2 separate regions of the Homo sapiens genome follow, and region 2 is linked to region 1. Evidence: chromatin contacts called from ENCODE Hi-C or POLR2A ChIA-PET data. All regions are on one chromosome and are shown on one strand. The core of a region is the stretch at or near the end of the contact, and the rest is flanking DNA. Distances in the headings are between cores, read along the strand shown. Region 1 overlaps IGSF3 (immunoglobulin superfamily member 3). Region 2 has its middle 16 kb from the start of CD2.

What was found. A loop is a pair of places that touch in the nucleus more often than their neighbours do. ChIA-PET counts read pairs that join two places held with the same protein, here RNA polymerase II (POLR2A). Pooled maps may share reads with other maps.
Region 2: a pooled map shows a loop between it and region 1 (4-fold over the local background). The contact joins two enhancer-like sites. A Hi-C loop is called at or near these places in 2 of 50 pooled maps. POLR2A ChIA-PET finds 5 or more read pairs at or near these places in 2 of 52 experiments (PC-3 and activated CD4-positive, alpha-beta T cell).

Annotation. Positions count from the first base shown.
Region 1 is chr1:116,626,228-116,628,927 of GRCh38, reverse strand. The region is part of intron 2 of IGSF3 (immunoglobulin superfamily member 3); the gene reads left to right. Among named protein-coding and RNA genes, the nearest start is that of IGSF3, 40 kb to the left of the region's middle. Within about 2 kb of position 1,432, at least 4 of the 41 ENCODE cell types and tissues checked have a DNase peak (open chromatin) inside an H3K27ac peak, as active enhancers do.
Region 2 is chr1:116,737,497-116,740,196 of GRCh38, reverse strand. It overlaps the pseudogene NEFHP1. Among named protein-coding and RNA genes, the nearest start is that of CD2, 16 kb to the left of the region's middle. RefSeq lists enhancers at 1,113-1,322, 1,791-2,090. Within about 2 kb of position 1,261, at least 5 of the 41 ENCODE cell types and tissues checked have a DNase peak (open chromatin) inside an H3K27ac peak, as active enhancers do.

The sequences.
Region 1 (2,700 bases), core at 183-2,682:
TCTGTGATGCTGGCTTATCTGTGCCTCCCTAGAAAGAATGAGCAGGGCCCACTGCCTACTGCCTGGTCATAGTTATGCTCAAGAACATGGTCCTTGAATTGAATAGGGAAAATGTCCAATCCAGGGCTACCCACTGATGAGAGCCAAGCACAGGAGCCTGAGCCACCAGCAATGAAAGTCAAAGCTGAGGGGGAAGGAGCGGCCATCCATTATTATCATACGTAACACGTGCTTGGGAAAACCCCCAGAAGCAGTGTCAGTGCTCTCAGTATTTATTTTTAGTTACGTGTAGATGTTCATGCTTTATGAGTATGCTAGACATATTTCAGGGTGCCTGCCACCCACACTCTTGGTGGGGAATGGTTTGGGGGCCCTTCACAGTCCCTGTTGCCCAAAGTGGTTATATGCTGGGTAATGGAATACAGATGCCCATCTGGTCAAGGTCACCTAGATCTGAGTGTGTTGGGGAAATGCACATTGTAAATGACCCCAAAATCTACAACTCTGGGGGCCTGGTTAAAAAAAAAAGTCTCCCAGCCAGTCAGATTGCTTTCTGGGGAATTTGCGCTGAGAACCACAGTGGGGAGTGCAGCAGCAACAGGCATGTGTAAGCTGAGTATTTGGAGCACAGAAACTATGGCTGAGTAAAGGAACTTTGTCCCTGAAGAGTGGCGGGAGCTGTCCTGAGGAGGGTGGTCTAAGTCACAAAGGTTTTCCAGTTCTGGTCCTTGCAAGGCATAGCTGTGCTGTGATCCTCACTCATGGGTTGCCCTGAAATCCCACAGTGTCTTTTTGTATCCTTTCTCCATCCTCTCCACTTCTGCCCACACACTGGAGCTAGTTATTGGGGCTCTGCTTATTGCGATTATCCAGCTATCATCCAAGAGGATGGCACATTGGCTAGTGCTTCCACTGCTGAGAGGGTCACAGCAGTGCCTTGGGCAGAGTCAGGAGAAGAGGAATATTCCTGTTTTGTACCGGAGTGCTTTCCAGGGTGAAGAGCTGAAGGGGCTGCTCTGAGTAGGACACGGCTCTGAGGTTCCTTTGGAGACCCCAATTCACTGCCTGGGCATTCCTAGCTAGGCAGCCCCATTTTCTAGTTTTGTGTCTCCATGGCCTAGTGTTGGGAGACAGAAGGTGGGGACACTGTGTTGAAGGACACAGCAGACTGACTTATCATGGGCTTCCTGAAGCCAGGGCCACCCCTTTGTATCCAGGTCTAGTTCTGATGCCACTTGAAAAAGCCCCCCAAGTGCTTTTGCTGTTGGCGCCCCGCATCCCTCTGCTGCCTGGTAGCTGACATCCTGACGCTGCCTGCAGATGCGCTCCCGGCCTGTTGTCAGCAGGGCCCTGGGCTTAGCAGTCCTCTTCCTGAAGCTGTGAGAGCATTGAGAGGCGCACTGCTGGGGCCCTGCCAGCTCCAGGAGGAGGTGCAGGCAGTGCTGAGTGTGGCAGGAGCTGTGGAAGTTATTCCAGTCCTCTTTAGGAGAGGGTGGTGGTGGCGGCCAGTAGAGGGACTGTTTGAAATCCAGCAGACACCTTTCTCCCAGACTGAAAATCTGGGGACCAGACTGAGAGTCTGGAGAAACTGGGGTATCCTAGGTCCAGAAATGAAGCGTAAAATAATAGCAACAGTAATTGCTGTGAAATGTATGCTGTGAGAAGGAATGAGGCACTTACTGGTTCGAGTGATGGTCCTTTTACTGGAACTCACTCTAAGCTGCGGTTCACTGAGCCTCTGGACTTCTCAGAGGGAGTGTTGCCACGAAGCTGCCCTCTTTAAAAAAAAATGCCCAACACTCAGCCTATTTCTGTTATCTCCAAAACCGGACGGAAAGAAAGAGCGGTCAGAGTAATTACAGGGAGAACATTTACAGGCAAGTAATCTGATCTTGCCTTTTAATTTTTTTCCCCTCTAGAAAATAGAAGGCAAATACTAGCACTTATATTTACTTATAAGCATTTCTATTAGATGCTGCCTTGATTCTAGGTTGGGCTGAAAAAAGTGTCTATTCCTGTGGCTGTGGGCATGGCTGGCCTAGGGCAGGCTGCAGGGCTCCCTCGCTGCCTTTCTTTTTGGATGCTGCTTCTGTGCTGTCTTTCGCATGAGAGTGAGGGGGAATGCAGGTGAGAGGGTGGCAGGACTCAGGTGCTATCCCTACCTTTTCTGGGAGGAGTGGAGGATGGAGTCAAAGAAATGAGCGATAGGAGAGGAGGAGCAGAATAGAAGGGCGGGAAGTGGGGTCTTTTGGGCTTTCCTGGTTCCAAGCATGGCATAGGGTGAAATAGCCATGGACATCCTGAAAGTGATAAGGTCTTCCCTGGGGTTTCAATGGTCATGGATAAGAGAAGCTGGGGATTGTACAAATTCAGGTGGGGAAAGGATAAGCAGTAGAAGGCATGGGCTTGTTGGTTATAGAAAAAAAAAGTATAAATAACCTAAATATTCATTAATATTGGAATAAATAAAATGTGGTGTAATCCTATGATGGAATACTGTGCAGCTATATAAAGAGGAAAAATGGGAACTATATTTGATCTCAAAAACTTTGAGGAGGAAAACTGAGGATCATAACTCAATGAAAGGGACGATAATGTTTATGTAAAAAATGCTGAAAAATAATGTGTATTTTTCAGTGGTTACATATATCTGGATATAAAAGCATTTTTTTTTTAAGTCTGGAGAGCTCTATCCTTAAA
Region 2 (2,700 bases), core at 12-2,511, 110 kb before region 1:
GGCAGCAGCAATGGAGAAAAAAGATACCAAGGAGGAGAAGGCCACTGAGTTCAAGAAGCCTGAGGAGAAACCCAAGACCCAAAGCCAAAGACGACCCTCTCAAAGGAGCTCAGTGAACCTAAGGCGGAAAAGGCTGAAAAATCCTCCAGCACAGACCAAAAAGACAGCAGGCCTCCAGAGAAGGCCACAGAAGACAAGGCTGCCAAGGGGAAGTAAGGCAGGGAGAAAGGAATGTCTGGAGCAGCCAAAGAAACTCAAAAGGGTCCTGGAGCTCAAGGATCAGAGTAATGCAATTTTTACTTTTTATGTAAGAAGAAACTGCTTAGATGACAGGGCCTCCCTCTTCAAACAGGAACTTCATTAGCAATATGTTAGCAAAAGAGGGCAATCCCAGCCTCCTGCCCCCACACCCTCCCGAGGCGATGGACAATTATGTTATGATAGCTTATGTAGCCGAATGTGATACATGCCAAATGCCATACGTAAATACTTGACTATAAAAACTGCCCCCCTCCTTTCCAAATAAGTGCATTTATTGCCTCTATGTGCAACTGACAGATGACCACAAGCAGTTAGAAACACATTATGCTTGAGATGTCTTAACCTGTTCCCAAATGCCTTCTGTTTTCCAAAGGAGTGGTCAAGCCCTTGCCCAGAGACCTCTATTCTGGAAGAGTGGTCCAGGTGGGGCCGGGCACTGGGCACTGAATTATGCCAGGGCGCACTTTCCACCTGTGTCCAGTTTCAATTGCTTCTGTGCAATAAAACAAAGTGCTTATAAAACGACAAAAAGAAAAAAAACTGATATTTGCCAGGGCTTCAGTGATGATCAGAAAGGCCACACTGTGTGTCTGTGGCCAGGTCCTATTGATGTTTATCTTGGTTGTATCTAGATGATCACAGCAGAATTTCAGTATCAGTATCAGCAGCAAAATCAGATTCCACAAACATTGTCACTGCCAGGCAAAGAGGTGAGTGTTCTCACAAAAGCAGCCTAATGTTATCGGCCACCAATGCATGCACCATGGCAGCAGATGTACTCTTTTCCAGCCAAAAAGTCTGTCTCTGAGAGCTTGTTCCTTTGTCAGGTGTTATCTCCTCCAAGGCAAAAACTGAGTTTTCTTTTCCTCTTGGGCTTCCCACCCACAAAGCAGAGAGGACAGAATCGGCCCACAGTGCCAGTTCCTGTGTGAAGCCTGGGTTCCGGATATGAAAGTCACTGACCTTGGAATTCCCCCAAGCGTTAAACACCTCTGAGAGAAGGGGTACATGCTTGTTGCTAGCTGTATAATCATGTGCTTTAAGGGAAAAGAGCTTTGAGCCACCACATGCTAGAAACACGAATTTAGGCATGTCATTTCATGTCTTTGCGTCTCGGTTTCCACATTTGTAAAAGAAGACAAATGCTTTGTTCTCAAGCCTATTGTGAGGTCAAATGAAGTGACGTGTGTCCAGGGTCTAGCACGATGCCTGGCCCTAGGAGATGCTCAACAAATGTCAGCTTTCTTCCCAGATTGCCTCTATGTTCCTGATAATGAGGCCAACTTAAGAGAATAAAAGAGACAAAATAGAGAAGTTTCACCTTCGGAAGTAAGTCAGGAGAACTCAAGCTCAGGGCTTGAAGACTTCGTAGCAGAGAAGTCGTGAACTGTAGATTGAGAAGAACTAGGAAACTTTATATGATTCCTTAGGTATGCGTTACTTTTCTCTGCTTTTTATTTTTGTTTTTGTTACCCTCCTCTTCCTAGTTATTTCTCAGGATTGCCTAAGTATAAAGCCAGCAGGGCCTGTGAGATTGTGATCTAAGAAGCTGTGATGTAGGGAGCAGGGGGAGACAGAGCCCTTTCTCAGCTGTTGGGCTTGGGATATGAGCCCCAGAACACTAAGGAGGTGGCGCCTGCTGCCCAGAGTAGAGGAAGATAGACTGAGGCCCTAGCTCTGAACAGAAAGGGTGGGAGACATCGGCTCGCCTAGGCCAGGAGAGCGGCCACCATGGCTAAGTAGTAGGAAGTCTATGCAGCTCTCCAGCAAACTGCAAGAGCCCAAAAAGTGCTGGTTGTATGAATAACTGAACAAGCAAGGTGAAAGAAGTGATGATGTAATGGAATTCAAGCTAAAAAAAGAAACCCAGGCTTAAAATGCAAATTCTAACTTTTTCCTATTTAGTATCTGTGTGATCTTCAAAGTAACCTCTTTGGGCCTCAGTTTTGTCATGTCTGAAATGGTGAGGTGCAGCCAGGTGCCGTGGCTCACGCCTGTAATCCCAACACTTTGGGAGGTCAAGGCAAGTGGATCGCTTGAGGCCAGAGTTCAAGACCAGCCTGGGCAACATAGTGAGACCCTGTCTCTATAAAAATGAAAATTTAAAAAAAAAAATGATGATCTGTGGGAAGGAGTTACAATCTGGCCTGCTCACTTATACTCAAAAGTTTGTGGTGAAGACTAGATGAGGTCACCAAGAAAACACCTACACCGAATGCCGGAAATTTCAGGACAGCATCGTGATGGTGAGGGTGGCCGTAAAAAACATCTGGGGAAAATCACTCAAGGGAAGACTTCTGGGGTTTGGTTCAGCCCTGGCCAGATCCCACTCCAGGAGAGAGGGCAATCTCTTCAGTCAGATGAGCTGATCATCTCAGGGCAACCCAGCGAATGTATCCCTTTCTGGCAGTTTCCAGGGTAGCTTTTTTCAAAGGACCG